4 separate regions of the Mus musculus genome follow, and regions 2, 3 and 4 are each linked to region 1. A link is a loop called in an ENCODE intact Hi-C map of the cell type or tissue named here. Cell type or tissue: left cerebral cortex. All regions are shown on one strand.

The links. Hi-C counts contacts between places; a loop is a spot of excess contacts. Peaks named below come from ENCODE experiments on the same cell type or tissue, not always from the same donor. Only the 100,000 strongest peaks of a DNase experiment are listed, where the experiment ranks them.
Region 2: a loop joins it to region 1, with 2.1 times the contacts of the local background. A loop is called at or near these places in 8 of 42 quality-filtered maps.
Region 3: it touches region 1 in a loop (2.5-fold over the local background); 6 of 42 quality-filtered maps call a loop at or near these places.
Region 4: it touches region 1 in a loop (2.3-fold over the local background); 6 of 42 quality-filtered maps call a loop at or near these places.

Annotation. Positions count from the first base shown.
Region 1 is chr9:41,045,858-41,053,857 of GRCm38, reverse strand. It overlaps Ubash3b (ubiquitin associated and SH3 domain containing, B), which reads left to right. Exons shown (of 14, transcript NM_176860.6): 2 at 2,488-2,541; 3 at 3,232-3,418; 4 at 6,779-6,977. Among named protein-coding and RNA genes, the nearest start is that of Crtam, 45 kb to the right of the region's middle. In left cerebral cortex, no CTCF peak of the experiment used is centred here; DNase peaks (open chromatin) are centred at 2,982, 3,337, 4,388, 4,824 and 3 more places; H3K27ac peaks cover 3,064 bases.
Region 2 is chr9:41,100,596-41,108,595 of GRCm38, reverse strand. The region is part of intron 1 of Ubash3b (ubiquitin associated and SH3 domain containing, B); the gene reads left to right. Among named protein-coding and RNA genes, the nearest start is that of Ubash3b, 53 kb to the left of the region's middle. In left cerebral cortex, no CTCF peak of the experiment used is centred here; DNase peaks (open chromatin) are centred at 1,677, 2,443, 3,212, 5,777 and 1 more place; H3K27ac peaks cover 320 bases.
Region 3 is chr9:41,112,853-41,120,852 of GRCm38, reverse strand. All of the region lies in intron 1 of Ubash3b (ubiquitin associated and SH3 domain containing, B), which reads left to right. Among named protein-coding and RNA genes, the nearest start is that of Ubash3b, 41 kb to the left of the region's middle. In left cerebral cortex, no CTCF peak of the experiment used is centred here; DNase peaks (open chromatin) are centred at 2,716 and 3,111.
Region 4 is chr9:41,153,273-41,161,272 of GRCm38, reverse strand. Ubash3b (ubiquitin associated and SH3 domain containing, B) reads left to right here and starts at 3,211. Exons shown (of 14, transcript NM_176860.6): 1 at 3,211-3,974. The coding sequence starts at 3,847. Gm35657 (a long non-coding RNA gene) reads right to left here and starts at 2,630. Exons shown (of 8, transcript XR_870644.1): 1 at 1,647-2,630. In left cerebral cortex, a CTCF peak has its summit at 3,602; DNase peaks (open chromatin) are centred at 3,512, 4,068, 4,406, 4,861 and 2 more places; H3K4me3 peaks cover 2,355 bases; H3K27ac peaks cover 1,455 bases.

The DNA.
Region 1 (8,000 bases):
ACATGCAGACAAACCTACAAGTAAAATAAATCTAAAGAGAAAGGTTTAAAACCAGTGTTTGAAACCTTTGTACTGTTGCCAACACCGCTGACTCTCACTGGGCAGGGTGTGCTAGGTGTGACTCTCCTCCCTCAGCCTTGTGTTCTGCAGAAAGAATTGTTTGGGTTTCTTTAACCTTTATCGCAGACTTATCACACTCAACCCTTTCATTATCTCAATCCATTCCCCCCACCCCACCCCCTTGAACCTTCTCCAAAACACGTCTTTTAAGTTAGGGAGACCATAACTTAATTAGATCTCTCATTTCCAGAGGATTCTCGTGGCTCCTCCAAAGAAATAAATTAAATTTCAGTCAGCTGTATTTCATTGGGGGGAAGGGTGCAAGACAAAGAAATTGGATGCTCTATATAAATAGCACATTGTCTGGGCTGAAAATGAGTTCTCATTCCAATTGTTTTTTGGAACAATGGGTCCTTCTGGGGGCATTGAATGGCCTCCAACTCCTCCTGACTGGTGGGCTTCTGTGTTTAGGTGGCTTCTCTACCTGAAAAAAAAAAAAATCGGGAGGCATGGGTCTCAGCCTGGGACAGCTGTCAAAGGTATGGTAGTAGAGATGAGTGCTCCCTGCTTCTGACTGGTTTTGACCAGCTTCCTTTCCCAGGGGTCTGCCTCACTTCTCTGGGACTTCATCTCAGTGAGTTAAGTCTGTATCTCGCAGTGCTGCTCCGGGTAGCTGATCACAGGGGAGCCGGGCCTGACTTAGCTCTCAGCCATGGTAGAACCGTAGCCCGTCTGCTAAGCGGTACCTCAGCCAGGCTCGCTTTAAGCAGACTTCCTCACATCTCTCCACTGGAGTTTAGCTTGGGAGACTGAAGAAACTGGGTTCACAAATGATGTCTGAGGTCCCTCCCAGCCTGACCGAGAGACTCACCCACTCGTGGTTCTGAGTGGTCCATGGAGAAGGGGGGGTCATGAAAGAGAGAGAGCCAGGTTCCACGGGCGAGAAGGAAAAGAATGCTTGGGAAGAGTGACAGTTCAATTTGAATTCCTTCCCTTCCCTTCTGCCCAAGGACTCCAAGCCCTTAGTGGAAGGGTCACAAAAGTGGTCAAATATTGATGCCCTGCTTTGAAAATGATCTCTTACTGGCTGCCACCCGTGATGTGTCAGGCACTGGCCAAGGCTCCATGAAATAATTCCCATCTTTAGATTCGATGGCAGAGTAGAGGTGCTAAGTGTCTTTCACCACCAGGCCACTCACTCCCAGTGAGTTGCCACCTTACAGTTCACAGCGCCTCTGCCTCAGTGCTGTCATTAGACCTCTGTATGCTGTCAAAGTTCCCAGGCATTCCCTCCATTACCATTACCATTACTATTTCTATTTCTACTATTGTTGCTATAACTACTACTACTACCACTACTACTACCACTACTACTACTACTACTACTACTACTACTACTACTACTACCACTACCACTACTACCACTACCACTACTACTACCACCACTACTACTACTACCACTACTACTACTATTACTACTACTATTACTATTGAGTCAAGGTCTCACTTTGTAGCCCTGGCTGGTGGGGAATTCTCTATGTAGTAGACCAGGCTGACTTCTGCTTCCCCCAGTGTTGGATCAAAGATGTCTGCCATCATACCCACTTCCCTCCACAGTTCTTACCCCCACTATAATCAGATAGTTAGCTTCTAGCTTCTGTCTTCCTGCCTACTGGATGGAATTCCACAGGGACAGGGACCATGTGAGTTTTATTCCCTGCACCCAGAGTGGGAGCAGGATGTGAACCCAGATCTCTGTGGCTCTGACAGACCTGGCCTTGCAGGGCTCACTGTAGAGAGTCTCCTGTAGCTACTGGCCCATCAGGAGGGCTTTGAGCAGTCTCGCCAGAAGTAACTGGTAGTAGCACCTCCTGGCTCTGTTTTTCCCCAAAGATGTCTGTAAAATAATTAGTGATGATGGATCCCCCTGGGTCACTGGGCATGGAAAAAGAAGAGGAATCACTTCCTTTATGAGTTTATGCAAGTGTCCTTGTAGCTATTTAGCACGGCATCTTCATGTCCTTCCTCACCCATTCCATCAAGGGTGGTGAGTAAGAATCCGCTCAGTAGGGGATCTAGGTCATTGGGAATGAGTGGGTGAGAATCGAGGGAGAAAAAGCAAAGACATGACAACTTTTAGGGAAGTGAAAATAAAACCCTAATGTGGAAACAACTGAAAATAGATGGTGGGATGTCGGGATGTCGGGCTGCATGCAAATCCAATGCTAATTACATGGAAATTGATGACTCCACCTGCCTTCCTGGGACCCTCAGGGAGCCCCTGCTGCAGGCATCTTTCCTACGCCACATAGATAGCCATGGAGGGAAGGCAAACTCTGATGTCGCCCCTGCCCACTCCACCCTCTTGAGAAGAGCTGAGGGGAAGGCTAAAAATACTAACAATAGATATTTGATTTCTCTTCGCAGACAAAAAGCTCTGGCATCCACGGGAGGAAGAAGCGTTCAGGCAGCATGTGACTGGTTGGTATGAAATAAATAAATTGAGAAACTAGCATGTAATTAACTCTGAGTGTCTGTGATGAGTGCGGGTGTGCAGTCTTTTTCTACTGGACCCTTCCTGGAGGGGAAGAGACAGGCCCATTTATCAAGCTGACTGCCTCCTCTGCCCTGGCCCCAGGGTGTGTGTATCTCCTTGGATCTGTTTAAAGGCTTTCAAAATCCTCCCAGATAGAGGCTCCCATTATCTGAGGTCTGCCAGTCACCTCAAGATTCGCTGTGCACTGTGGATGCTGAGCTGGCCAATTGAGAAAAATGTCTCACTCGTTTACCAGGATGTCATTCCCTGGGAGAAGCCCACAGGCCACCCTCCTGGACCTTCCTTCTGCTTTGGAGGCGTAAGAGCTCCGGAGTAGACTGAGCTGGAGGACGGAGTGTGTGCAAGGAAACTCCTCTGTGGGGAAGAGATTTGGAGTTAACCCAAGGATGCTTCCTGGAGAGCGGCTTGGGTTTTTTTTTTAGGGAGTTGTGGGATGGGGAGAACAGAAGCCTCTCCATCTGAGAGTTGGTTGGGTGTGTAAGCTTCAAAGGATGGATTCTTATAGCACAAATGGAAGCCCTTCTCCCTGTGGTCCTGGGGTGGGAAACCTCTTCCCTTCCTCCTCATCCATTGTCCTCCCAGCAAGGCCTTCTTGTCTCTCTTATCTCCCACAGGTTGTTCTCCCATGTGGGTGACCCCTTCCTGGATGACCCCCTGCCTCGGGAGTATGTCCTCTACCTCCGCCCGACAGGGCCATTAGCCCAGAAGCTCTCTGACTTCTGGCAGCAGTCCAAGCAGATCTGCGGGAAGAACAAGGCCCACAACATCTTCCCCCACATCACTCTCTGCCAGTTCTTCATGGTGAGCCACATTGCACTCCCTGTCTCCCCAGTGTCTCAGCCAGCCCCTGAGGACCGGAACTGAAGATCGGAGCTTTTCTGGAAGACCAAGGAGATATTTAGGATCTCCCAGCACTGGGTGGACCTCCCAGGGGTCAGTGTGGTTCACAGTGAAGGCCTCACCTTACTTTCAGTCTTCTGGCATCGGCTGAGGCCCTAGAACATCGGGGTTCAGTGCATGAGGACAGTGATATACTTCTACAACTGGAAGGATAGATAAGCCTGACCCTTGGTGGGTAGAAATCTGGCCTGTCAGCCATTGATGTAGCTTCTTCATGTGTGTTTACTGTCTATTCACTCCACTCTTAGGATAGGAATATCAGTGTGAGTGTGTGTGTGTGTGTGTGTGTGTGTGTGTGTGTGTGTGTGTGTGTGTGTGTGTGTGTGTGAATGCACACATGAGCACCTTATCCAACTCAGATGTAATTTCTCAGAAGCCATCCATCCACCTTGTAGTCTAGCCTGAAACTCACTAAGGAGTCCAGGCAGGCTGAATGGCCAGTAAGCCCCAGAGATATCCCCAGTCTCGCCTCCCTGATCCTTGGATCGATCACAAGCGCATGCTACCACACCTAGCTTTTTTTTAGGTGGTCCCGGGCTTTGAACTCACATCCTCGTGCTTGTATGGTGTAGACTCCAAGTGAGCTTCACTTCTTCCTGTTTATTTTTGAGACAGAGCCTCATAGCCCAGGCTAGCTTGAAGCTTGCTACATCACTGAGGACAACAGGAAGCTCCTGATCATCCTCCTGCCTCAACCTCCCCAGTAGTGTGATTATAGGCATGTACCACCATGCCTGGCCAACTCTCTGGGTGGGGAGGGGAAGGAACGGAGAGAGTAGGGATCACGATAAGTGGCTTACAGACAGGAAAAGCCACTTCCCTCGCGTGATATCAGCATGAGGTCTTACTAGAGTTTTCTAGAGACTGAGAGATAACTCTCTCCTGCCACAGTTCCTCATCCACGCCCTAGCTGTGGGAAAGCTTGCTTACAGGCTAAGGCAATCCTCCACAGCACAACAGCTGAAGCATCCATCCCTTACCTCCACCCCCACAGTGGTGCAGTTGACTTCACACGGACTTCACAATGCAGGATGGTAGCCTTTTAAAACGATTTTCAAAAATATATTTTGCTTTGGTTTCCCCCCCCCCCTTCTGGATAGAATTCTCACTTCGTGTGTGTCTCAGGTAAATAACATGTTCCTAACACCTTGTCTCTAGCAACTCACTCTGAAAATTAAATTGATTATCACTTCCTCTGAATCATCCCAGGATCTTGCAGGAAAGCAGTTAGGGTTTAGAGACACTCATGCTTCCTCCCAACCCGCCGAAGAGGGTAGGTGGATGATGTCACCGCTCCACAGCCTCATTCTTTCTTCTTCCAAAGCATCATGGGAATGGTGATGAAGACAGCAGCTGTCTGAGGAGCAGCTGAAAGAGTGCTAGAGGCTGTGTTCCTACTTCTTTGTTTGTCTACCCCCACCCCCAATCTCCCCACTCCTCCTTCTCCTCTCCCTGGTCCTCCTTTGAATCTCAGATACCTTATTCTCTAGAAACAGGGCCTCTAGTTGAACTGGAACCTCACTTTGGGGGACGGGGGGAACAGGCTGACTGACTAAGTGAGCTATTGGGTTCCAACTACCTCAAATTTCCTGTGTTGCGCTAACAAACACCAACATGATGGTTCACTACTGTCTATAACTACAGCTCCAGGAGACTCAACACAATATACCTCCAGGGTGCCATGCCTAGAATTAAAACTCCCGACCCCATGCTTCCAAAGCAAGCTCCCACTCGCATTGATTCATCTCCCTAGCCTGCCTTTTTGGCAGGTGCAGGTGCAGGGGGCAGAGTCTCAAGTCTCCCAGTCTAACCTGGAACTCAGTCAAGCTGAGCATGACCTTGAACTACTGATCTTCCCACCTTCGCTTTCTTTCTCAGTACTGAGTTTGTAGATGTGACCTCACCACATCTGAAATATTTCTCCCCGCACAGTTTTATGTGGGGCTGGAGATGGAAGCCTTCACTTCCTGCATGCTAGGCAAGCACTCTACCAACTCTGCGACGCCCTCTGCTCCGCCCTCCAGATTATGGTTACATTTTGTTTTAAGTTTATAGGTGTAGGTCTGTGCACTAGTCCCATGCCTGGTACACACGGAGGCCAGAGAAGGGTGTTGAGTGCCCTGGAATTGTAGTGAGAGAGCCTTGTGAACCATCATGTAGGTGCTGGGAGCTAAATGTGGGCCCTCAGCAAGAACAGTATCTTAGAGTTTTACTGCTGTGAACAGACACCATGACCAAGGCAACTCTTATAAAGACGACACTTAATTGGGGCTGGCTTACAGGTTCAGAGGTTCAGTCCACCATCATCAAAGCAGGAACATGGCAGCAACCAGGCAGGTGTGGTAAAGGCACAACTGAGAGTTCTACATCTTCATCTGAAGGCTGCTAGCTAGGATGAGGGTCTTATAACTCACACCCACAGTGACACACCTACTCCAACAGGGCCACACCTTCTAATAGTGCCACTCCCTAGGCCGAGCATATATCAGCCATCCACAAACAGCTAGTGTTCTTAGCCTCTGAGAGCCATCTATCTCCCCAGCTCCAGGAACTTACATAATTGACAGATTTTGGTATCTGGTGTGACTGTTGATTTATGTAAGCATTATAGGATGTTGACTGAGCCAGTTCCTATATACACTGCCTATCGTCTTTGTTGGCTTGTGGTAATTCCTTGACCACCTACTACCCTCATCTTCTTGCTTGCCCTTGAGGCTGTGAATTGAGCACAAGGCCTCTCACATGCTAAGAAAGGGCTCCAACCCTGCACCCTGTTCCCAGATCTAAAATCCACCCTTTTAGCAATTTTCAAGAATACATTGTGTGGCTTCTAGCTGTTGTTACCATACCGTAATATTTACTCTGAAACTGTGTTTCCCTTAACCAACAACTGGACCTCTAGCCCTGGGTTTTGTTTTCTGCTTAACAAATCGGGTAGCATTCTGGCAAGGTTCCCAGGATCACAACAGAGCAAGAGGAGGGCAAGAGGTGTCATGATGCATTTCTTAGTTTCATTTGCCCACTGGATGAATGGATGGATGGATGGATGGATGGATGGATGGATGGATGGATGGATGGGTAATCAGTGTCTGGATAATTGAGATCCCAAAGCTCTTCCCTTCTTCATGGACAGGAATGCTGGTTAAGTAATTGCATCATCAGCCTCTGCTCTCTGGGGGCAGGCTGAGTGCCGAGGGGCTGCAGGCTTTTCCCCGCCCCCCCCCCCCACTATAATGACGCCTGTCTGTTTTCCATCCCCAGTGCGAGGACAGCAAGGTGGATGCTCTGGGGGAAGCCCTGCAGACTACTGTCAGTCGATGGAAATGTAAGTTCTCAGCCCCACTGCCCCTGGAGCTGTACACCTCCTCCAACTTCATCGGGCTCTTCGTGAAGGAAGACAGCGCTGAAGTCCTCAAGAAGTTCGCGGCTGACTTTGCTGCAGAGGCTGCATCCAAAACAGGTAAACACCCACGGCTGTCAGCCCGGTCCTGAATCTCAATATCAGAAGTCGAAAGGACAGGAATTGGGAGACAGTGATGGGACACTCAGCCTACAAAAAGGAGTGAATTTATTTTGGTTCATAATTCCACAGTTTTTAGCCAACGGTGGTCGGATCCTTAGCCTGTCGACCTGTGGTAAGGCAAAGCATCCTGGCAGGAGTATACAGAACAAACCTGCTCACCTCAAGGGGGCCGGAAAGCAGGAGGAGTGAGCATAAGGGGCTTGGGTCCCAAGGTCCCCTTCAAAGGCACATCCCAAATTCATCCCCGTAGGCTCCACCTCTTAGAGATCCCACCTCTTCTCTGTGGTACCACAGACTGGTAGCCAAGCCTTCAACATTATAACATCCGGGGGTCGGGGGAGGACTTTTAAGATCAGATGGTACCCTCTGCAGAGGAGAGGGCTGGAGACAGGAGGTAGAGGATCGTGCAGAAATGGACCCTTCTAGCAAAGAACACCCCGCCCCCTGCATCCCTTGTGAAAATGTGATACCTCTTTGTGTCCTGCTGACCTGCTGAAGAGCTGCCCATGCCTTGTTCCTTGACTCCCAGGGACTTACCTGTTCACACTGAACTGTAGAGGCAGCCCTTTGTAGTCTCCATCTCCGTCGGTGCAGATCTAAGAGAGCACCCTTCATCCTCTGAGCTCCCCACTCATGCATGCTTTTATCTGGATCTGACCATTCATTGCTTGCGTAGCAGTGGATGTAGTGGAGTGAAGCCACTGTATAGTGAATCATGACAATATTCACCAAGTTGAAGAGTGTTGGGTCGGTAGGTTATTTTGTTGTACAGTTGATGTTGAAATAAGGTCTCATGTAGCCCAAGCTGGTCTCAAAGTTATTTTGTAGCTAAGTCTGGGCCATGAACTTTTCATCTTCCTGTGACCGGCTCCTGGATTCCAGCTGTGTACCACCACATCTGGCTTCCCATGTTTCTGTGGATAGAATCGAGGGTTTCGTGTTTGCTCTCCCAGTGCAGGG
Region 2 (8,000 bases), 55 kb before region 1:
GATACCAGCAGCGAGTGCCAAAGTCAGCAATGGAATTCAGCTGTGCGCGTTTGGAAGGCGCTAGGAGATAAATTTATGTTCACTATTCGGATGTGGAGTGTACAGGGAAAACAGATGGCCACATTGTCCTCCAAGTGCCCCAGAGGGTGGTGGCTGATGAGTAACTTCGGGGTGAGGAGCTGGGGAGTCAGTTCATTCCCGCTCTGAAAGGGTAGCTAGATAGATACGCGCCCGGGGGCTGTGTGCTCTTTCCTCCGAGGAGAAGGAAGGCACATGAGAGGGATCCCCTGGCTCTCTCTGATGTTCTCTTCCATCCTGTCCCAGAGGGATGGACAGGTTTGCACCATGAGGTCCTAGTTGGTCATTTGTGTTTCCTTACTTTCTGCATCATTGTTGAACACAGGGAGGACACTAAGGGTGGTGAGAGACTCTTCTGCCTTAGAACAGTATCCTGAACTGAAGAACCTCACTATTGAAGCCAGGGGAAGACTCAGTAGGCGTCCCACACACCTCCTGACCCAAACCCCAAACAAACATTGACTAGCCCACCGAGTATGTCTTTCTAGAAGCAGGTAGGTTTCCACAGTGGGGATTTTCCCCCAGGGTGAAGGAACAGTGGTACTCCTGCACTTCTGAGCTGAGACTCAGAAAGCTGGTTAGCCCTGCTAAGTAAATCCCGGAGCTAAATCCCCTTCCTTATCCAAGCCTTAGGATTAGACAAGGAACTCCTCCTGAACTTATTCTCCTGCCTTTACTTTAAAAGGGGTCAACTGACAGTTGGACCCTTCACTCTAAAAGCATCATCCAGAGATGCTGAGATGGAATGGAGGCAGCACAAGACCAGCTCTGTTGCTGGCTCTGGATGCTGGTTATGCTGCTATTGAACTGTATGGTGCTGGACCAATCACTTACCAACCTGTCACTCCCCCGACCCCAACATCAGTTAGTTTCCTTATCAGTAAGCTTAGAGATTCTAGTGTTAGTATATTTACTTCCTCCTTGCATCCTTGCTCACAGTGATGCCATGACAATTGACCGTGGGGAAATGGGGCAGGATGATGGCTAAAGACGGATTTCAGGCAAGCTTGTGTTTGTGTTTGTGTCTCACATACTGCCGGTACAACTTTATTGTTTAGTTTTTCCATTGCTCATGTATGAAATGAGACAATACTAATTAATGCCTACGTCACAGTTGCTCTGAAAATTAAGCTAGACACATTAAGTGCTTCCATGGTGCTTGACACGTAAATAGCACCTAAGAAATGTTACTTCTTCCTGTTATTGACAGGCAGTTCTGGGGAGCACTCTGGTCGGAACAGACTTGCATGGTTGCCATCGTTGATGGGAGGTTGTTGTCATCAGAAGACCTGTACTGTTGCTGCTAATGTCCATTAGGAATGAGGTCTTACACTTGCTATGTTATGAGTGTCTGCAGACACCATTCAGTAAGCTTTTGCATCAGCAGGCCTTTCCTGACTACTGTGAGTAGCGAGGGGCTCTCATCTCTGAGGAGCATTACTGATCTTTCATGGCAGATATTTCTGGAGAGCCACCAAGGAAGTCCACAGTGCTGACTACTGCTCTCCTCCTCTCTGCACCCCTCAGCCCCCTCTGCTTCTCTCTCTGTCCTCCGAAGTCATCACATTGATGTACACAGCTTTTGCCTCCCTCAGCAAGGAATAATTACAAAACCCAATTCCAAACAGGCAGCAGAAGTTTCTGTTTGCGTTGCAGGATGCAGCGTGTGCTTCGCAGCTGCGCTCTCACCCGGCAGGGTGAGTTCTTCAGCCTCCACCAAGGTCCTCTGACTATCAGGCCAGTCACCCTGAGATTAGGGGTTTATGAACCTCAGCTCCTTGAAATTTAGTCAAATCTGCATGTTCCAGCCTCAAGAAGGTTCCAGAAACAGAGGAGATTAAAGTGGTCACGGGTCCAGCAGCTTCCTTCAGGGACAGACCCTGTGGGGAGAGGACTTAAACAGGCACTCTCTGGCCATGCTGGAGTAGAAGGCACACCATGGAGGCAGTGGGTGGAGCCTGTTGAGGTCCAGGATGAAGAGAAAACTTGGGGTACAGGTAGGGACGATGAACATCCTGAAAGGAAATCTCCAGCCCCTCTATGCCTTGGGACATTGAATGTCCTTTGATCTTCTGAGGATGTCTCTCAGAAACTCTCAGCTTAGAGTTTTTAACCTGGTCAACTCTAAAAGGAAATGTAGGTTACAGACATGAGCTCCCTCTATCCCCAGGAGGATGGCAACCTCATATTGTCTACTTTGAGACTCAGGTCAGGCTGCAGGGCAGAACCCAGAGAACTTGCTGGAAGGGAGAGAGGAAGGACGGTCCTGTTTTCCTCCTAAGACATGGGCATGGCTGCCGCAGCCTCACAGTTTATCTATCATAGAGAGACACGTTGTCTGTAGTCTCCAGTCTCCTTTCCTTGGATTGGCACAGATCTGAGCCTGAGTTTCTCCAGCACAGCTGACACCTAAATACAAGAAGCTGAGCAAGACTTGGGAAGCTCGGGCTCCAGGCTACTCTCACGGGGCGTCCTCGGGGCTCCCTCTGAACATCCTGCCTGTGTCAGCGGCCACGTCTTCTAGGTCTCAATATTTTCCTCCAATTATCTTACCATTCCCCGGAGCCTTAAAGTAAGGATGAGGGAAGAGATCCTGTCTTCCTTGTCCATCCTCGGCCTCTTTCTGGATCTTGATTTCTCATCCCAAGAACTGCTTAGGACCCCCTGTAACTGAAATAACAGAGACTATGGGGAGAAGACTTGGAGGGAACTTCCTGATCATGTTGTATTGTCCGTTTAGTGAGTTAAAAGAAATTCTATACTGATTGATGTAGATACAGCTCTTTGCCCCCAAAGAAGTGATCCTAGTCTATGGTTCCCCCAAACAATCACTTCAGGGCATCATGAGCCTGTAGCCCCAAGGAAGGTATTCTGGCCACACCCAGATAGTCTGGAAACCTGTGGTCCCCAGCCACAAGTATTAGGCGTGGTTGAATCACTGCAATCAGCCCAAGGGCTTGGTGATGTCAGCTGCTGCCAGTGGGGGTGGGGAGATGGTGGCTATAATTAGCTTTGTGAGTACCCCATGTTCAGCAGAGGGGAAACAGGCCCCTTGAAGTGTGTCTGTTTTCCACTGCTACACCCCGGGGGTGTCACCGCAGGTCCTTTTAAGCTGCCCAGAGTGTCTTGTTCTCCAAGAACTGCTGTGGCTGTTGGTGGCGGTTCCTTAGCTTTTGAGAAGTCACACAGGGCCTGGTCAAGCATCAGCAAATGACTTCCGGTTCCCTTCCCCCTTCTCTCCACTGACAGGGTGACATTAGACCTAGAAGACAAGGCCGCTGACACAGGCAGGCAGTTCAGAGGGAGCCCCGAGGAAGCCCTATGAGAGTAGCCTGGAGCCCGAACTTCCCAAGTCTTGTTCATTTTCTCGTATTTAGGTGTCAGCTGTGCTGGGGAAACTCAGGCTCAGATCTGTGTCAATCCAAGGAAAGAAGACAGACAGGAGACTACAGTCAGCCTGCCACTCAACTATAAGGGATTCTTTCACCCAGGACTTAAAGCCACCCAAGAAGAGCTGCATATACACACTCGACCTAATTCAGTTGTCACTTTCCTTGTTCCAAACAACCTATTATAAGGTCTCAGGCTTATCTACAGAGTTGTAAAGTCCTGCTGGTCTCTGTGACAGTTCACAGCATATGCATTCAGTGCCGAGAGGCACCAGGGAGGGCTGTTGAGTCTACTCACTTGGCTTTGCCTCTCAGCTCTGCTGAGCTATTTGGCCTCAAGTAACTCCTTCAACTTTTGAGGACCAGCCTCCTGATCCTTAAAATTGGGATCCTTAAAATTTGCATCACGGGACTCTCCAGCCATTAGTTATGACCAACATACAAACAAATCAATACCGCATTCAACAGACTCTTCGTAAAATACTATTTGTATTGAGAGTGATAGTAGAATGCAGAAAAAAATTGCAGTCCTAGGTTTTTTTTTTCTTTACTCAAGGACTTTGTACCGTTAACTTAATGCTTTCTCAATGAACAATACGTCTCACCCATGAACACATTTTGTTGTTATTATTGTGAAAACTATTTGAACGGGACCAGTAAGATGATAGAAAGCTAGAAATAAAAAGCTAGGCTACCTCACGCAACCTGCATTTTGAGAAAGGAAAAGGAGAATGTGTTCCTTACGGCAGAGTGACCCGAATACTCGGGCAATGGAAATACAAAACCAAGTAACACTGTCTTCATGTCAAATATTGTTCTGAGAACCTGAGAACTACGACCTCAGTTGTAACCGAAGACAGCAGGGAGCAGCACCGACGCCCACTTAACAGAGATCTTTTAACCAGTGTAATCAAAAGTCAGAGTAATTCAAGACCCCATAGCTCCTAAGTCAGGTCCCCACTCTGCCCTAGATATCCACCAGTATCTACTAATTGTGCTGAACTTATCTGGGAAGCTGGGGGCAGGTGAAAGTTTGCCATTAACATTTGTGATGGAACAGCCATTAGGAAGACCCAACACTCCGACATCTTACATTTGCACTGGCCCTCCTGCTTTCTCTCTCTAACCTCTCTACTGAAAATAAGTTTCCAAGAGTAAGAAGCCTAGCGTAGGCCCCATGACATCATCAGCACTGGCTTCCTGCGACTGTGTCAGTCCAAGAGTAAGAAGCCTAGCGTAGGCCCCATGACATCAGAATCAGTACTAGCTTCTCTTGTCAGTCGAGAAGTTTCCAACGGCAGGAGCAACTGGGCTTCCAGTGAGGGCTCATGTCCTCTGTTCCCCCTTCCGGCCAAACCTAAGGTATAAAACACACTAACAGTAAAACTTCTCAGCGCATTTTCTGCATTCTCTACTCTTCCCACTTTCAGTGTCTCCTTTCCTATTGAGGGTACTGACATCACAGCATCGCCCTGTCCACAGCCAGCTGCATCCTCCATCTCCAGCAAGACATAAAGATGGCTGAGTCCTCCTTGGCTCATGATTTCTTAAACGTACTTAGCCTTCAGGAGTCTCCTCTCTCCACCTTCTCCATTAATTGCTTCTGCTCAGATCCTGTTGTGAGTTATTTCATCTCCTCCCCTAAATATTGGAGGAGCCCAGGCTGAAAACCAAGGCCCTCAAACTTGCTGTACAGATGCTATATATAGAGCTTCTTGTGCTCTTCCTGCCTCTTCTCCCCAAGGGCTGGGACTGCAGGCAACCCCATCACACCTGGTTCCTATGGTGCTCTGAGTCCAATGGAGAGCATTGTGTGTGCAAGGCAAGTATTCTGCCTACTGATCCACATCCCCAGCTGTTCCCAAATCAGTTTTATTCATATTCCTGGCTTTGAATAGATTCCATATACTGATAATTCCTGTGCTGACCTCCCAACCCAGGCTGGCTCTTTCTCCTGTTTCCTAGAGTCAACACCCTGTGAATGCCAGAGCAAAACTCTCTCCAGAGAACTAAAAGCCTGAATCTTGTCAGTCCACACAGAACACTGTATGACTATCATTCTGTGACTCCCCAAGGAGAAAAGGTCACCCTCTCCTAAGACACATCCTAAAGAGGGGAGAAACATGCTCCCAAATGTCACCCAGAGCCGATAGTGCGCCTTGAAGGCTGCCTAGTCTAAGGGGTTGTGCTGCGTGGTTTGGAAAAGGGTTTTAAGGGAATGAACTGACTTGGGTAGGAAAGGAAGACATCTTCGAAGGCCTTTCCAAACCACTAAGGAACAAACGTAGCTCCCTCCTCCCACCCACGCACCACTGGAAATAACTTTAACACTGGAAGTCGGCTGAACAGGCCGTCTGGATCTGACTCTTAAAGGGATGGCGTTCCAACAAAGAAACAAGGAAATCATCTTGAGAACCACTGAACTCTTAGGCAAGTTCACTCTGTCAACTAGCCTCAGGGAAGCTTTGAGCTAGAGCAAAATACAGAAAATACTATCACCGAGGAAATAGTAATTATGACCAAAACGAACAAACAAACAAAGGCCTAGTTGTCTGCCCTGCCACCACACCCCTGCTTTTAAGAGTGTGGAAGTTAACAAAATACCAGCTGGCCTGGTTATTTGGAACCTGTTATTAAAACTAATCTAGAAGGCTAGGGATGTATCTCCATTTGCAGGCTGCCTGCCTACCATGCAAGAAGCCCTCCCTGGGTTTGATCCCCAGTAACACACGAACTGGGTGTGGCTCATGCTTGTAATCCCAGCGCTTATGAGACAGAGAATGAGAAGTTCAGGGTCAATGACCCTTAGCTGTGTAGGAAATTCAAGGCCAGCCTGAGTTACATGAAAGAAAGCAAAAGAAATCCCTTCCAACAAACAAAAATCACCTGATCTGGACTAATCTTCCTTTTATCAAATACTAGCTGAACACCTACTGTGTGCCAGATGCTGGCCTTGTCTCTGGGGTTACAGGAGTCAATGTGATTTAAAAATCTCTTTGCCATCATACTAGAGGGAAGAGACCACACAATAAAAATGTGTGTATCTCAGAGAGTAATCTGGAAAAGAATAAAGCAGGAAGGAAGGGAAGGGATTTCTATTTGTTACAGAAATGTCCGTTAAGCTAATAAAGGACTCAGAAGCCACGTGGATTCCGTAACAGGAACAGTCATGGCAGGGGGACCAGGGGACATCAACGGTCTGGGGCAGCAGTATGTTTAGAGGATTAGAGAAATGATGAATATAAATAAGTTGAAATCTTTTTTTTTTTAAAGAAAGAAATGATGCCTAGACTAGCTGTTTCAGTGGAATGAGCAGGCAAAGGAAGGTGGGAGATGGAACCAACAGAGCTCGAAGGGGCTACTAAAGGGTTTATTTTACTTTACGGTTTGGGGAAGAAAAGGGCTCACACATCCCTAGGTTGGCTTCGAACTCAGAATGTAGCTAAGTTTTACTTTCAACTTCTGATCTTCCTGTCTCTTCCTGTCAAGTTCTGGGACTATAGGCATGGTCTAGTGTACCTAGTTTTATGCCATGTTGGGCATCAAACCCAGAGCTTTGGTCATGCTAGGCAAACACTCTACCAAATGAGAAATCCTTCACCCAATATCTGTGTTTTGGCTGCAGAAAAACAAGATCAAAATTACCATTGCCAGGTTGGAGCTCACTGGAATCCAAGCACCAGCTAGCCAACACTAGTGACCTAGTCAGTGTGGCCAACAGATTTACTGACATCAGTAAAAGTAACTCACTGAGGGACCCAAGGTCTAGGAGAGGAACACTCTCCTACTTGGAGATGACAAAACCAAGGGAAGAAATATGGTTGTGATGCCAGTCTGGCATTCACAGGATGTTGACTCTAGGAAACAGGGGAAAGAACCAGGCTGGGTTGGGAGGTCAGCATCAGCCATCATGCTTAGTAGTAGATTTTGTTAGTGGGACAGGGTCCTGGCTGGCCTGAAGCTCACTGTGAAACCTTGGACATTTGATTTTCCTGCCTCCACCTTCTGAATACACAAGCATATGGAACCATGTTGGGTTTCTGCAGCTCTTGAGGTCCAATCCAGGGCTTCAGGTATGGAAGGCAAAGCCCACTGCTGACTGAGCTACCTCTCTAGCACAGTTACCAGACTTTTAAAGAGCAAAACGTTGCACAGTGGAGCTGGGGACGTGGCTCAGTGGTTAAAGTGTTTGCTATGCAAGATCAAGGACCAGAGTTCAGATGCCCAGAACGCAGCCAGGAGGAAATGAGTGGGTGGGGTGGCCACCTGTAGGTCTGTGCTTAAGAAGGAGAGGTAGGGACTTCTTGGAACTAGCGGAAACTTACAGAAATGGACCAAGTTTGCTGGCTAAAGTAGTTGAAATGGCAAACTCCAGGCTCAGACCATTCATCAATAAGGTGGAAAGCCATCCAAGAAGATGCTCAGCATTCACTTTGGAATTTTACACATGTGCACACATGTCCTTATGCAGCCATATACATGCACACACACATGCACGAATGCGCACGTTGCAATGCGTGTGTGTGTGTGTGT
Region 3 (8,000 bases), 67 kb before region 1:
TTTCCTCTGTGATATCCTAGAATCTGAGGTGCTGTGATAGATTAGGGAGCACCCTTGGTGAGTGGACAATGGGGCTTGATTTGGGGATGAGCAATGTGACATCAGGCAAAGCAGAGAGGAGGTGAGAGTTGGTCTGTAACACCACTGTAGCTCGTGCAAGGGGGCCTGATTTCCAGGGTTCTTGGTTTTTTCTTTGGTTGATCAGGGTGAGGGTTGTTTGGTTTTTTGCTTGATTTATTTTACTTGTTTGCTCGGTTGTGTGTGTGTGTGTGTGTGTGTGTGTGTGCACCTGTGTGTTCTCTAGTGCATGAATGGCAGTCAGAGAACAACTCTCAGGACCTCCATCCTGTTGGTCCCAGGGATCAAACTTCCATTCTCAGACTCAGCATTGAGAACCTTTACCTCCTGAGCCATCTCACAGGTCCAGTTTTGCTTTTGCTTTTGTGTTGTTGTTGTTGTTATTGTTGTTGTTGTTGTTGTTGTTTTAACTATGTATCCTGGCTGGCCTCAGCCTCTTGATTGCTGCAGGGGTTACACGTGTGTTTCAATACAGCTGGCCTTTGCCTCATTGTTACTGCAAATCGGTTTTCCGATCCATGTCTGGCGTCCATGTAAACTTCACTTCAAACTCTGTTTGAGTAAAAACAAATGAGTTCTAATGGAAATCTTAAAATAGAATACAGATTCAAATGCAGTCATCTTATCAGTCAGCTTTTGGAACAGGCGTGGGGTGAGGGAGAAGGCAGAAGAGAGCAGGTGTAACTCAGGGGCCAAAGCTGCTTGGACTGGGGCTTCCCTGAGTGTCAGAGTTCCTGGGTCATCTTGGTTTTGACATCCCCCATTCCTATGGTAGAGCTGGCCTCTCAGCATGTGCTTAATGTAGGCTGACCTCGTGTGTTCTTTACAGCTGATCTACTTGTTTGTTTTTGGAGACGTGATCTTACCAGGGATCGCTGACTGGTCTTGACCCCACAGGGCTGTGCCTGACTCAGCCTCCAGAGTTCTGGGGTTACAGGTGTTTTGCTGCCACACCTGGTTTTATGAACCGGTTGAAATCAAACCTAGCATTTTACACATGCTGGGCAAGCACTCTTGCCGACTGAGCCACACACCCAGTCTGACAATTGATCTGCTTTAAAATATGAAACCTTGCCCAGTTTAATGTTGCGTATGCCCTTTAATACCAGCACTCAAGGGGCAGTGGCAGGTGGCCCTCTGTAAGTTTGAGTCCAGACTGGTCTACATTGTGAGGTCAATGGCCAGGCCTACCAAGTAATATCTTGTTTCACAAAAGAAAAGCAAACTGAAACCCTGCATTTATTCCTGTGTTAACCCTGCCATTTTTGGAGGAAGCTTAGAAGGAGTTGGAAACTGTGGCTTTGAGTGACGTAACTGGTAGTACTCTCTTGTGCCCGGGAATAGCAGGCTGGTGGTCATGGATACGCCTGCACTTCTTCATAAGTTTTTTCCACTTGGACATATTTTTTGTGTAGCCCAGGCTGTCCTAAGAATCTTATATAGTTGAAGCTGTCCCCAAACTTCTGATTCTCCTCTCTCCACCCTTCAAGAATTCTAGGACTCCAGACATGGCCCCACCAAGCCTGATTAATGTGATCTTGGAGTTGAACCCTGGGCTTCATGCATGTTAGTCAAACTGAACTATGCTCCCAGCCCCACAGTGGCTCTTAATAATGTTTAAAAGTGGCCTGCACTGAGAAGTCTCCTTGGGTCTTGTGGTAGTGACCTATTATTCTCTGACAGATGAGAGAGAAAGTGAACATTCATACTTACCTAGATACTGTTGCATTTATGCACACACACACAATGTGTAGAATTTTCTCTTATTTTCTACTTAATTTCTATAACTGTTGAAGTAATTATGCAAAACACTGGGTTTCACTATGGTATTTTATACATCTAAGTGGCTATACTTGCTCTGACCCAGCCCCCATCTCTTCCGCTCACTTTTCCTTTGTTCCTTTTCTTGTTTCTATTCACCAACATTCTGCATGCCATGTTTTATGTGTAGTAATTCTCTTAATGCCGAGGGTATGTTGTTTGGATACCTCATTCCCTAGTGGACCGATAACATTCAAAAAGACAGGGAAAGATGCTTCCCGGAGTCTTGTATCGACTCACTGCGTCCTGCATCTCACTCAGCCATGCCAAAAACAATTTCAAGTAGAGTGTGCATCTCATTTCCAGTTCTTGTATAGAAGCTACTGGGAAGCTCCTAGACACATCCATCCTTAGCGGGTTTTGAGTTTTTAGTTCTTAAGCAGGCAGGCTTTTTTCTCCTGGACACCCAGTCACTAAACACAAACACACACACACACACACACACACACACACACACACACACACACACACACACACACACACCTTCAAGACTTCGGCTAACTTATACAATGAGGAACCTGCCTATGTATCTAAGCTGTTGGCCATTCTTCTGTAGGCCGTGCTTGGTGCCTTGGCCACATTACAAAAGCATCCCAGGTGGCTGCCTGGCCTCTGGCTTCCCTTCTGTGCAGAGCACACACACATACACAGTTGTCCTTCTCTAGGGGAGGCCTGAGTGTTGACAGATATTCTGCCTTATCTTGTTTTCTCATCAGTAGCTGCACGTTTGCTGCTCAGAGCAAGCGTGGGTGGGGGTTCCTCTGCCCCGCCCTGTGCTAGCTGTTAAAATAAGAGGGTGGTTTATTGCGTTGTTTTTTCAAGTGAAGATCAGGCTACCACCAGTTGGCAACTCCCGCCAGGTTGCTTGGAATAATTTATTTATATCAAAGCAAAACCAGGCTCAGCTCTTTTTGGAGTGTGTTAGCAAGATGAGGGTGTCAGGAATTGAGACTAAAAGTTGGCACAACTATACGGCTGTGGGTGGGCCAAAGGGAGACCATGTTCAATACTGACAACTTTTTCAACTGTCAGAGCTGAATGGAATCCTCCCTCTGCCACTGGAATTCCACTGTGGAGCCCTAGCCCTGCCCTTGACCTGTGGGATAGAGTGGTCATGCTGCCACTCTGGTTCCCTCCTCAGCAGAATGTGGGTGTTGGACTGGGCTACTTTATAATCATAGAGACCTAGATTCAAATTCAGGCTCCGCCACTCACTTACCATGCAGTTCCCTTGGATCTCTAAGCTCCAGTTCTCATCACTCCACTGGGGATAAACAAATGTGTCTCCAAAAGGAATTTGAAGCTTTAATGAGGAGACATAAATATCTTCACCCTTGCATAACCAGGCCCTTGAAAATCCCAGCCAGGTAGTAGCTACTTGATCAGTAAATATTCATCTCTGTCCTTTACTGACTGTGCTGTGTGTCTGCGCGTGTCGCCGGATAACACAAAGACACAAGTCTCCGTCACTGTACATGACTACACCGCTGCCCCCTAAGTGTTAATCAAGACACTGAAGTGTCATATCCTAAAGTGGAGTGTTCGGCTTAACCATGTGAGCGTTGTTTAGTAGCTTGCTTCATTTGGACCAGGTTGATTTGTGCATTTTCCTTCGGTAGGTAGAAAGGAACAGCTTAAGGAGGCTGTAGGATTATGGGAGAACAGGATTGTCAGATAAAGCTCAAGGAGAGAAAAGCAGATAGATGCAATCGTTTAGTAAAAACTACACTTATGGTATGGGAGAGTATGGAATATAATAGGGAGGTGGCATCTGGGAGGGCATTAGACAGACCACAGAATATACTGGGTACTATTTGGGGCCTCACTGTTCTAATACACCAGCCAGAACTTACAGTACCCTCTAACCCACCGTGTTCCCACAAACCTCACCACCCACCCTTCTTTGTATGCAAGTTCTCCACCCTGTTGGAGATGTTTGCTTTAGGCTATCTTTGCTGTCTTTTTCTTTCTTTTCCTTCCTTGTCTTTTTTCTTCTTCCTTTTAACTCTTCCCTTCCTCCTTCTCCTCCTCTTCCTCTTCCCCCTCTTTTTCCCCTACCTCCTTCTCTTCCCTTCTCACTCTGTAGCCCCGGCTGGTCTTGAAATCCCAGTCTTGTTGCCCTAGCCTCCCAAGTGTTGAGGTTACAGACGTCGCACCACCAAGCCCAGCTACCTACCGCTGCTCATTTGTGCCAGAAGTGCCCAGTGTAAGTGTGTAGTATGTGGAAACCATGTGCTCAGATTGATTCTCCATCTTGGTCTCTGACTAAGGGGTTTCTTGTCCAGTAGAATGGAGATAAGGATCTCGAAGTTTTCTGCTGCCCACAGATTATTCATTTAACCCATTCAGTATATCGTCGGACAGGCATTAGTCTCACTTTACAGAAGGGAAGACTTCAAGGGTCAAAGTGAGCAGGGAATATGCTCAGGGAAACCGAGCTAGCAATGGGCAGACCTGGACCAAAATGTATAACTCACCCCCTCTCTCTCCAGTACACTGGCACCAGGTGCGACAAATCTCCTCCCCTCTGCATCTTAACAGAGGTGGAAATCATATGCTCGCTGAATTCAAAGAACGCTCACTCAGAAGAGCATGGTGCAGATGCTCACAGAAAGATGCTCACATCCTGCCCAGCAGCTGCCGGAACATGCTCTTAGCATTTCCTTCAACGTCTCCACTGTTACTCTCTCTTCTCTGAAATGCCGGTAAACTGTAGCATTTGCTTTTCACATCTACCGATAAGTCTCAGAGGATTTTGTTACCTACCGTGCACTGAGGACGCGTTCTGATTGAACTTTGGAAATCGATTGAGGAACTGCTAATGACAACCACAAAGCAGCGGCACCCACATAGCAGAGGCAGAGCTGTCACTGTGTCCCTGCCAGCAGCCTTACACACCTGGGCTCACAGGTGTGCACTGCGAGCAGTCGGGTGTCAGCTGGGAAGAGCCAACATGCTGTGTGTGTGTCTGGGGGAACGGGAGAAGCTGAGGTAGCTGTCATCCCACCTTGGAGCAGGCCTGCTGTTCAGTGAGGGCTAGAGGAGGTGGGGAGTTACTCTTCTTCCTCTCGGGCCTTTAAACTCCCCAGTAGAATGGCTTCACCCTGAGAGCTCTTTGCTTCTTTCTCTCCCTTTGAGCTCTGATCCGAATTGCAAACAGTGAGGGCATTTTTAAATTAAAAACAAGAAGATCACCTACTTGGAAGCCAAGTGTGTAGGTATGCAGGCTTATGATCCCAGCTTATGAAGGAGGAAGCAAGAAGGTCATATGTCCACAAGCAGCCAGGGCTGCATATGGAGACCTTGTCTCTGAACAAACAAATGAAAATAAATAAAACAAAGGTACATGGCCATGGTTACCCTTCTAGTGCTACAAACAAGAAGCCACAAATAAACCCTTCCAAACTTAGGATTCTCTTTAAGTTTAATAGATACCCCTAAATGTCAACACAGATTTTTTTTAAAGATGTATTTATTTATTTTGTGTATGTGAGTACACTGTAGCTGTACAGATGGTTATGAGCCGCCATGTGGTTGTTGGGAATTGAATTTTACTTCCTCTGCTCGCTCTGGACAGCCCGGCTCACTTCGGTTAATTTTGCTTGCTCAGTCTCTGCTTGCTCCAGCCCAAAGATTTATTTATTATTATACATAAGTACACTGTAGCTGTCTTCAGACACACCAGAAGCGGGTGTGAAAAGTGGTTGTGAGCCACCATGTGGATGCTGGGAACTGAACTCAGGACCTTTGGAAGAGCAGTCAGTTCTCTACTGGCTGAGCCATCTTGCCAGCCCCAGCTTTTTGATTTCTTCTCAGTTTTTCATCTTCAAGTTTAACCTGTCCATTTGCTCACACAACAGTGTACTTTGGGTCATGATGCTAATAGTTTGGATTATGATGGGTAGAAGTGACTACTGACAGGTGAGGAGATGCCCCACCTGAACAAGTAATAAACTGCCCAGAATTATTCTAACAATAACCCAAGATACTGTATTTGCTAGGACTCCAATGGATGGGTCCTCACTTAACATGTTTCATCACAAAAAAGAACACCAACACGGTGGGGGGGGGGGCGCGTGTATCGAAGATTCTCGGGTTCTGACACTGTCACGTGGCTTTGCTGATTTGCAGGGCTATGGGATTCTCCTTTGGATTTCTTAGTCTTTTTGTCCAAGTGGATTAACAAATATGGTTGCTTCTCGGGAGGGTCCAAGAATCTTATTGACTTTGGATAACAAAGAAAAAGACGGTGGGAAATGTTCTAATTGGATCTTCTTCTTTGTGCAACCATGGCTGAATGCCTCCAGGATACTGAACATGAAGTGCAAAGAGTTGAATGCCACAGGGTGAAAGGCGGTAGGGAAATTACGTGGCATGGAAATGCTAACGTGAACCGTTGCTAACAAGAGAGGGCACTGGGGAGCAACAGGTTCTGCTGGTCAGCCTTTCCAAACCTTTTTTGGGTGCAATACTCACACTTTCCGACATCTTTGGGCTTTCCAAAATGTGGGCTTTCCTTCTGACAGTAACCTCAAGGACGGGGTCCTCAGCATACAGTCCCTTATTGATCATGTACTAGCCGGCCTTTGGGTAAACTCATGGTATTTGGGGTTGGTAGTGGTGGTGGGATGAGACTAAGGCCTACTCCTCCCTCTGACTGTACCTTCAGGGTGCCCGCCTTGTTAGAATCTCTGTCCTGATAGCTTTCTCCTATGAGGAAGCATGGAATCGTTGTCTCGGGCGTATGCAGACCCCTCCCATTTGAGGCCCTTATACCGCCGTGTTGAAACCCTGATCCCCTCCAGGAACTTCACTTCTTATGCTGGGTCCTTTACTTCTTTGTCGCTGATAGTTCTAACAGGTAGCCAGAGTGGATGCTCCGCAAGAAGGGTGTGACGTCACCAAACAACCCAGGTGGGAAAGTAGCGACTGTCCCTAGGAGAATCAAGATCCTTTGAGAGGACTGGAAAGAAGAAAGAGGCAGACCATCATCACACAGGGCAGGATGCCAACACACTCTGTCATCCCCCAGATGTTCAGGGAGACCCTTTCCTGCTCACTCGGAGTCAGGAAGACTTCAGAGGGTTATGAGAACTTAGGTTTAGGGGAACAGCCCCATTAAGCAGGAAGCAAAACCATCAGATTCTAGCTTTAAAAAGATATACGTTCTTAACTAACAAGATTAAATGAAAGTCAGGTCAATTGTTAAAATTGACTACTAATTCTGAGTTTGTATTCATTCTAATATTTATTTATTTTTCCCTGCCTGTCTTCCTCCCTCCCTCTTTCTCTCTTCCTTCTTCACTCCTTCCATCTCTCTCTCCCTTTCTCTCTACAAGGTTAAACTATGTAGCCCTAGATGCCAAGGAACTCACTTTGTAGACCAGGCTGGCTTCTAACTCACAGAGAATTGCTTGCTTCTGCCTCTCAAGTGTCAGACACATGGGCCACTATGGCTGGCTTCATTCTTTTGTGTTATTTGCTTTGTGTAGGCAATCATCCAGCCTTTTATGACAGAGGAAATGATGTCTGGGTTTCTAAAACATGATGACCTGGTTTTAGTTTTGTGGTGGGCAGGAAAACAGATCTCTCTCTCTCTCTCTCTCTCTCTCTCTCTCTCTCTCTCTCTCTCTCTCTCTCTCTCTCCTTTTTTTTAAGTATGTATGTTTTCCCATGACTGCTGCCTTTCGAGAAGAGGTCAGAGGACAACCTCGAGTGTTGGCTCTCACCCCTCATCTTGTCTGCGACAGGCTCTTTTAGTTATTTATATCAGCGTCTACCATGCTAGCTGGCCTTCAACTTTAAATTCTCTTCTGTCTACTTCTCAACTTTCCACAAGAAGCAGGCTTGGAGATGTGAGCCACCATCATGCCTGGTTCTATGTGTTTCTCAGGAATCAAAGCCAAGTCCTCAACCTTGTGGGGAAAGCACATTTTTCTGGGTAGGAAGGATTACTGATGAAGTAGGAAATGCACTCTAGAGACCCAGTAGCCTTCTGTCACAGGCTCTCTGGTGGCTGTCCCGCTGATAATCTCACAACTGGCAAGGCACTTGCTGTCCTCCCTAAGCCCAGTAATGGCTTCACAGTTGACCCTGTCCAG
Region 4 (8,000 bases), 110 kb before region 1:
ATAGGAAAAGAGCAGGAAGAGGAAGAGAAGGAGGAAGAGGAGGAGGGGGAGGAGGAGGAGGAGGGGGAGGAGGAGGAGGAGAAGGAGGAGGAGGAGGAGGAAGAAGAGGAGGAAGAGGAAGAGGAGGAAGAGGAGGAAGTGAAGTCAGCTGATCCCATTCTGGGCATCTCTATGGTCTCTGTGGAAGTCCTATTGCAAGAAAGTGGCTGGGGCCAGTAACAAGAAGTGCAATAGTATTCACATAAACAAAAGAGCTTTGTGATCTGGGTGGATTCTGACACTACCGGGCACAGGGACGTGACAACTTGCTTTTCCTCTGAGAGAACAGCAGCTTAGTACTGATGCGTCAGCTCTGTCATTGTGCAAGCCCTCCCCCCCCACCCCCACCCCCACCGCCTCCTCCTTCCCCACAGCTATAAGATACACTGTCAGATGAACCCTCATTCTTCTTCCTCCTTTGTAACATAACAATATGGATGTTTATAAAGCTTCTCCTCGCCTCTCAAAGCCAATGCAATTAAAGCACAATGCATCTTCATTGCCAGCCCTCTAGCCCTGTGCCCAGCAAATAGCAGCGTCCCAATTAAAATAAGTCCAGGCACTGAGCTGAGGAAGGGTGAGGAGCCAGGCTGGGACTTCTGCAAAAACTGCCCTCAGACAGAACAGAAAGCAGTTTGCCCTGAAGGTGACAGGTTCTCAATAGCGGCCTTTGCTGGCTCCTTGCAACTGTTTTGGGGCCCATCATTTTCTCTGCCCTGCAGTTTTCCAGAGGCAGGGAAAAGCAACTGAAGCAAACTGTCCAGAGAAACAGCTCCAACAAACGGTATCAAGGGGCACAGAAGGCAATCACACAGAGCATGGGAGGCATGGGGAGGGGGGCAGAGGTCTGCAATAAAAACACTTGGAAGGAGGCTGATGCAGGAAGATCTTCAGTGTGAGGTTAACCTGTGCTACACAGGAAGACTGCCACAAACAATAGACAGACAGAAAGAAAGACAGACAGACAGACAGACAGACAGACAGACAGACAGACAGACTCAACTGTCTTATGGTTTGGCATCCTCTTTGTCGTCAAAACAGTAAGTGGTTGTTGGCTTACTATGAAAGCTTATTTTTATCAGACTTATTCATTTTATTTTATGTGTCTTTTGCCCACATACATGTCTGTGTACCACATGCATGTTTGGTGTTCACGGAGGTCAGAAGAGGGCATCGGACTCCGTGGAACTGGAGTTACAGAAGGTTATGAACTATCCTGTAGGAGTTGGGAATTGAACCTGGGTCCTCTGCAAGAGCAACAAATGCTCGAGAGGGATGAGCCATCTTTCCAACACACCCCCTCCCCCAAAGTTGGAATTTAAGAAGAAAACTTGGCGCAGTGAGATGGCTCAGAAGAACACTGAAGATCTGAGTCCCGTCCCTGGGATTCACACAGTAGAGGGAGAGAACTGATTCCGGCAAATTATCTTCTGACTTCCACACCCACACTGCTGTGCTCTTGTAAAGACACACACACACACACACACACACACACACACACACACACAGAATAAAAAAATAAAAAAAATGTAAAAGAAAATATCACAATGTAACTTTAAGCTCTTGCATTGATAGAAAGAAGTTCTTAGCAAGAAGACAGTACATACCTAGGACATGGGTGCAGGTTTCTCAAGAGAGAGTCACTTCAGCATCCGGCCAAAGCACAGACAGAATGAGCCACACATGCACAACCCTAAGGACAGCACCATTATCTAGTGAGGGCTCACTAAACTGGAGCCGCTGTTCTGTGCACAGCTTTGGATGCACAAAGTGCTGCCATAGACAGTATTTTCTCTTGATTGAAATCCAGATCATCTGGCTCAAGCCCAGATATCTGAAAAAAAAAAAAGACTTTAGAATGCTGGGTACTGTCCAGTAGACTTTCCTGAACACATCCCAAGGAGGCTAGTCTATGGATTATGGTTTTCTAAGCTGCTTCCAACCACTGCCTTAGCTAGACATTTCCTCTGCTGGGAAGAAGAAACTCCCCCACCTAGGAAATGTGAATTGCCCTTGGTCTCTTTCATAACACTAGGCAGAAATATGCAAATTCCTACCCAGGCTTCCTCTGTCTCACCTTCCCACTTCCAAATGCCACGGATACTCTGAAGAAACACCAGTGGAGGATGGGAGGTCAGGGGATTAAACTTTCATTTTCTTGGGTGCCTTATAAAGCAACATTTAAAGCTATGGCGAGGGCTTTATCCATCTTGGTCACCCTCCTCCCCCTTCCCTGCACTCTAAGTAGGCAAGCAGGAAAGAGCTTTAGTGCCTGGGGAATCTGGAGCTACCGACTACCCCTGTATAGATGGGACTACGAGGATGTTGGGGGTAGAGGTAACCCATTTGGGGGAAGAGGTGACCTGTTCGGGGCACCACGGGGAGTCAAAGTTCCATCTCTTCACGCTGGAGCTCTTCAGTTTTCCTCTGTCCCTCTGAGCTGAATTTTCTCATCTCTAAAAAAACGAGGCTATACAGGTAGGCATCCTCAAGGGCGCCATAAAAGGCCCATGAGTTAATTCAGCCATTATGCTCAGCACAATCATGGGCACACAAATGGATCCAATAAACATTAGGTATTATCATTGTCGTCATCATCATCATCATCACTCCCCCCGCCCCCACCCCCCCACCCCGAAAGAAGATCTGTGCCTCTTCTATTACACCAAATGGGATTGGTTCTTGATTGAGAACAATGCCTTTGTCTCCAGGTGATCAAGCTTTAACAGGCAACAGCAGTAATGACTTCTGTTCTTTGAGGTGGAGGTTGCTGGTCCTACTGGGGTGGGGGTGGGAGCTCACTTGTGGCTCCTATGCAGCAGGGATCCCGACTCCCGACTCAGAACCCTTTTATAGACAGGGTGCGCACTCACTCATGAAAGTCAGCTCTTTCCATTCGGAAGTGCTATAATTAGTGTCCTTTCTCTGTTCCTTCTCCTTCTAGCTCCTAGCCTTTCATTTCTCTGCTTCCCCTCCCTTTTTTCTTCCCCTTTCTCTTCTCCCTTCCTTCCTGGCCTTTGCCCTCTCAGGTCCTTCCATTTCCAAGAATCAGAGGCCCTTTTCCAGAAGTCGCTGTCCAGTCAGTCACTGAGGGCTGTGAGGTACTCGGCCTACAGTGATGTAACAACTTTGTAACTTTAGCGAGATCAATTTGAAGTGACACCTTTTCCCGGGTCTTATGGCTTAGCCTTCTGGACCTCTCCTCCATCCGTGCAGAGGGTTTCCATTACTGACCTCGCCAATGATCAAATGAAACGTGAAATGGGCTATTCTGAAGCCCGGAGGCCCAGATGGATCGATATGCAAGCCAAGGGCAGAGCTACGGCTCTGCGAATCCAAGCACACTGGCCTACTTCTGGAGACCTTCTGTCTAGAAGCAATTCCTACTATGGCTGGCTGTAATCCAGCCAGCCCAGCTTGGGCCGGCGCGGGCGCTTTAAGAGAGGGGCGGGGCCCGGCGCAGGCAAGGCAGGGCCTGCCCACAAGGCTGCTTTTCCTTTTTGATCCATTCAAAAATTACTCATTGCAAATTCCCGGACAGCTCGGGGAGGAGAAGCTGGTGGGGCGGAGGACAGAGAAGGCTGCAGCGGCGCAACGCTGGGACTCCGGGACCCCGCGGGCTGAGGTCGGACCCGCAGCAGCCACCGGCCCGCGCCGAGCTCCAGTGGCCTCTCCAGGAAGCGTCAGTCTCCGCCCGGAGATCTGGGAGCACCGCCCCCACCGTCCTCCCCGGACCCCCAGTCCCCGGCGCGCGGGCGATGGGCGGCCACTGAGCGGGCACTCGGCACCGCGACCCCAGCCCTCGGCATGGCCGCGCGCGAGGAGCTGTACAGCAAAGTCACCCCGCGCAGGGACCGCCTGCAGCGCCCGGGCACAGTCAAGCATGGGTCGGCGCTGGACGTGCTCCTGTCCATGGGCTTTCCCCGCGCCCGCGCGTAAGTCACCCGCCTGGGCCCCGCGACCCTCGACTTCGCTCCGGCTCGCCATCCTGGCGCTGCCTGAAACCTGCTTAGGGGAACACGATGGGCGCGCTGGCGGCGGGAGTGTCGGGCTAGGGGATTGCTTGGGGATGCTGGACGGCCGGGGTATCAGGTTCGAATCCCGGGTTTCGCTGGTAGCTCTGGGCGGTTCGCGCGCGCTCCCCCAGAGGTCTCTTATATTAAGCCCGGGAGAGGCGGGTCCCTTGGAGGACTTGGATCCCTTATCCATCCAGAGTGGTGAGCTGTTTGGGAGCGGAGGTTAGGGGTCGGTCTACTGGTGGCTGGCGAAAGGCGAGGGGCAGCGGGGCAGGGTGGCCGGCGCCCCCGCTGCAGAGGCTTCCAGCTCCGGATGTCGCTCTTGAGCTCCCGGCTCCCTCCGGAGTGGGAGGAGCGGGAGCGTGGGTGTCGCTGCGTGTTCATTGATAAGAGAGGATGGAATGGGAAGAAGTGATTCCTCCAGGGGACCAGGGTTCTCGTCAGTGGTGACGGCAGCGCAGAAAGCTGTGGGTGCTCAAAAGTATGGGGCGGGGTTGGGGGGGGGGCTGCCCTCCTGCCTCCTCCTTCCTTTCCGAGGGTGGGCAGGTGAAGGGCAAGAGAGCACAGGTGGCTGTAGCTGTAGCCTTCTGGGAAGAGCAGGGTTGCCAGCGACAGCCTGCAACAGTTCTCTGGAGCCGGTGCACACCAGGGCAAGGGGCTGGAACCTCTCCTGATAGAAAGCCGTCGCCTTCTCTGGTTAATTCCTGGCTTGCTTATTTCCTCGGTGGAGACACAAAGTTCGGGATGGTGGCAGGTGCTGCTCTCTCTTTCAGTTACGTCACCAGAATTGAAGAGTTGGGCGAACTTAATCAGATAGGGTCGAGTCAGTAAGTTCGTTCTTGCCTCGGCTTTCATTCACGAGGTAACTCCAGGTGTCCTAACTGGGAGCCTTGTTTCCTTACTAACGTGGGGGAGGTCTAAGGAGAGAAGACTCCTATTCAGGAATGCATCGTCCTAGCCAACCTGCTCAGACAGGCTGCAGTGCTGTTTGGCCCGCTCCGTGAAAGGCTACAAAGTGGACCGAGACCTCTGCTTTCTGCTGACTTCCAAAACACTACAACACCTGGAGAAGATATGAAGGGTTTTGCATGGGGTGCCAAGTGGGGGTCCTCCATGGAAGGCCCTGAGGATGGGTGGCGATCTAGAGCCTCCTGAGAACCAGAGCGGAGTCCAAATGTACTGTAGAAGTTGCTTAGTTCCAGGCAGCTGCCATTCCTGAGGTGAGATCAGAATCAAGGACCCAAATTGATTAAATAAACGAAGAAGTGGTTCAGTGGGCTCTTTATGTGTTCATATTTGATATTCAGCGGGGCTTTAAGGGAACAGTCTGTTTCCTTCTGTGGTCCTCAGAGGCCTTGCTCCGGTCATGACAGACTAAAATGATGGCTTGATTAATTCTTCTTTAATCCCTGAGACCGCACAAGAGCAAGATTACTGTCGACATACTACTGAGGCTTGGAAACACTTTATTTACATTACCCAGCTTAGTGAAGACATATTCCATGCCTGTTTTATGACCTAGGAAGCTGGGGTTTAAAGAGGTTATACAACATACTTAGGGTCACACTAGTTCGGAGGAAAGCAGAGACTCAAACCCAGGCCTGCTGTCTGCACTGTCAGACCTCAAAGGAAGAGCCATGAGGTTCTGTGTGGATGTAGACAGGCACTAAGTCGGAACACTGTATCTGTTTCTATCAGCTGCTGGAACAAACAAATGGCTATAGGCTGGATGGCTTTAATCAGCAGAAATGCATTCTCTCCATATTCTAGAGGACAGATGTTCCAAGTTGCTCTCCCTGGGGTGAAACTGTGTTGGTGAGGTTGTTCTCACTCTGAAGGCTCCAGGGGGAGAGCGTCTGGTGGCTCATGGGAATTGTTTGATTGTGGCTACCCCATTTCATTCCACCCGGTCTGTATCCCTAATTGTATTCTCTTTGCACTAAACCCTCTGGGTGTCTTTTATGATACATATAGAAAACTCTCTGTGTGTGTGTGTGTGTGTGTGTGTGTGTGTGTGTGTGTGTGAGAGAGAGAGAGAGAGAGAGAGAGAGAGAGAGAGAGAAAGAAAGGCAGGCAGGCAGGACAGCTTATGAAAGTCTAGTTCTCTCCTTGTATCACATGGGTCTCAAGGAGCAAACACAGAACAGCAAGCTTGATGGTAAGCTCTTGATACAATCAACTCCAGGTCCATCCCTGTCATCAGCAAATGGCAGGACTCTGTTAGTTTTCATGGCTTAGTAGTATTCCACGAATGCATAAGATTGCCCTGTGGTCTCGTGGGTAATCCGGAATAATTACCCATGTCAAAGTCACTCCTGAACGTCATAAGGTCATTCTTTTTTTTTTTTTAATTAGTTATTTTTTTATTTAAATTTCTTTTTTTTTCCATTTTTTATTAGGTATTTAACTCATTTACATTTCCAATGCTATACCAAAAGTCCCCCATATCCACCCACCCCCACTCCCCTGCCCACCCACTCCCCCTTTTTGGCCCTGGTGTTCCCCTGTACTGGGGCATATAAAGTTTGCAAGTCCAATGGGCCTCTCTTTCCAGTGATGGCCGACTAGGCCATCTTTTGATATATATGCAGCTAGAGTCAAGAGCTCCGGGGTACTGGTTAGTTCATAATGTTGTTCCACCTATAGGGTTCATAAGGTCATTCTTGTAAAGTCTTTTCTTTGAGACATAGGCACCTGGCAGTGGTGGCTCACCCATTTAATCCCAGCACATGGGAAGCAGTGGCAGACAGCCTGATCTAGAGTGAGTTCCAAGACAGCCAGAGAGAGCTAAACAGAGAAAAACCGGTCTCAAACAACAAAACAAAACAACATCCCCCAAACCAAAACCAACACACATACACACAAACCTGGAAGGGGCGGGGGACCATAGATATCTTTTGGAGAGTCATTAGTTAGCCTACCACAAAGTATTTTACTGTTTCTGTTATTGCCTCCCTTCCTTTATCCAAGAGGAAACAGAGAAGCTCTAAGGAAGGGAGGTGGGAGGTGGGGTTTATTGCTCTTAGCTAAATTTCTCCTAACAGGAAGTGGTGTTCTTGGTGTCACCTGACCAAATTCAGTGTCCTGAGCAGGTTTTGTTTTGCTTTTTTGTTTGTTTGTTTGTTTTGTTTTGTTTTCATGCTCATGGGGTCTCCTATATTCCAGGCTGGCTTTGAATTCACTATAAAGCTGAAGCTGGCCTTTATTTCCTGGTCTTCCTGCTTCTTCTTCTCTCTCCACATTGGTAGGATAATACACATGTGTCTCCACACAAGGCTCCAAAGGAGGCTTGAATGGGGTCCCTATCCCACCCTAAAGACACAAGTGTCTGCCTTTCACCTTAGTGGGTCGACTCAGGTCGTTAAGAGACAGCTATTGCAGATTTCTGAGGGCAGACTTTTAACTTTGTGTGGAGAGCTGAGGAGGAGGAGGAGGAGGAGGAGAGGGAGGAGGAGGAGGAGGAGGACTGCCAGACTTACCTGACCAGAAATACTCACTGGAGCATCCAGTCCTGCCTAGAGAGGAATGAGCAGAATGAATAGAAGGTTATGTGAGGTGACAAAGCCTCGGAGAGGAGTGACAAACCACAGAGGACATACCCTGAGGTCCCAGAAAAGTCTTGATGTAGCAGATGAAAAGAGACCCTTCTAGCCTTCTGAGGAGAAGGAGCTGAAGCCGGGGCTACCGGCCAGACTCCTCAGGGTATAACAGTGACTGGACTCTGGATGGCTACAGAGAGGCCAGGCCAGCAGGCCCAGGTTCCATTCTGAACTATGCTGTACCATGCTTGGTCCTGGAGTTGACTTAACCCCAGGGCCTTGCTGGAGCCTTGTCAGGGGAATGCTCTTAATAAGCCCCGGCTTGTTAAGTGCTTGACAGAGCTGAAAGCAGCAGACTGCCTGGCTGGGCCACCAGGGTGACCTCGGGGTATGTTCTCTGTGGCTT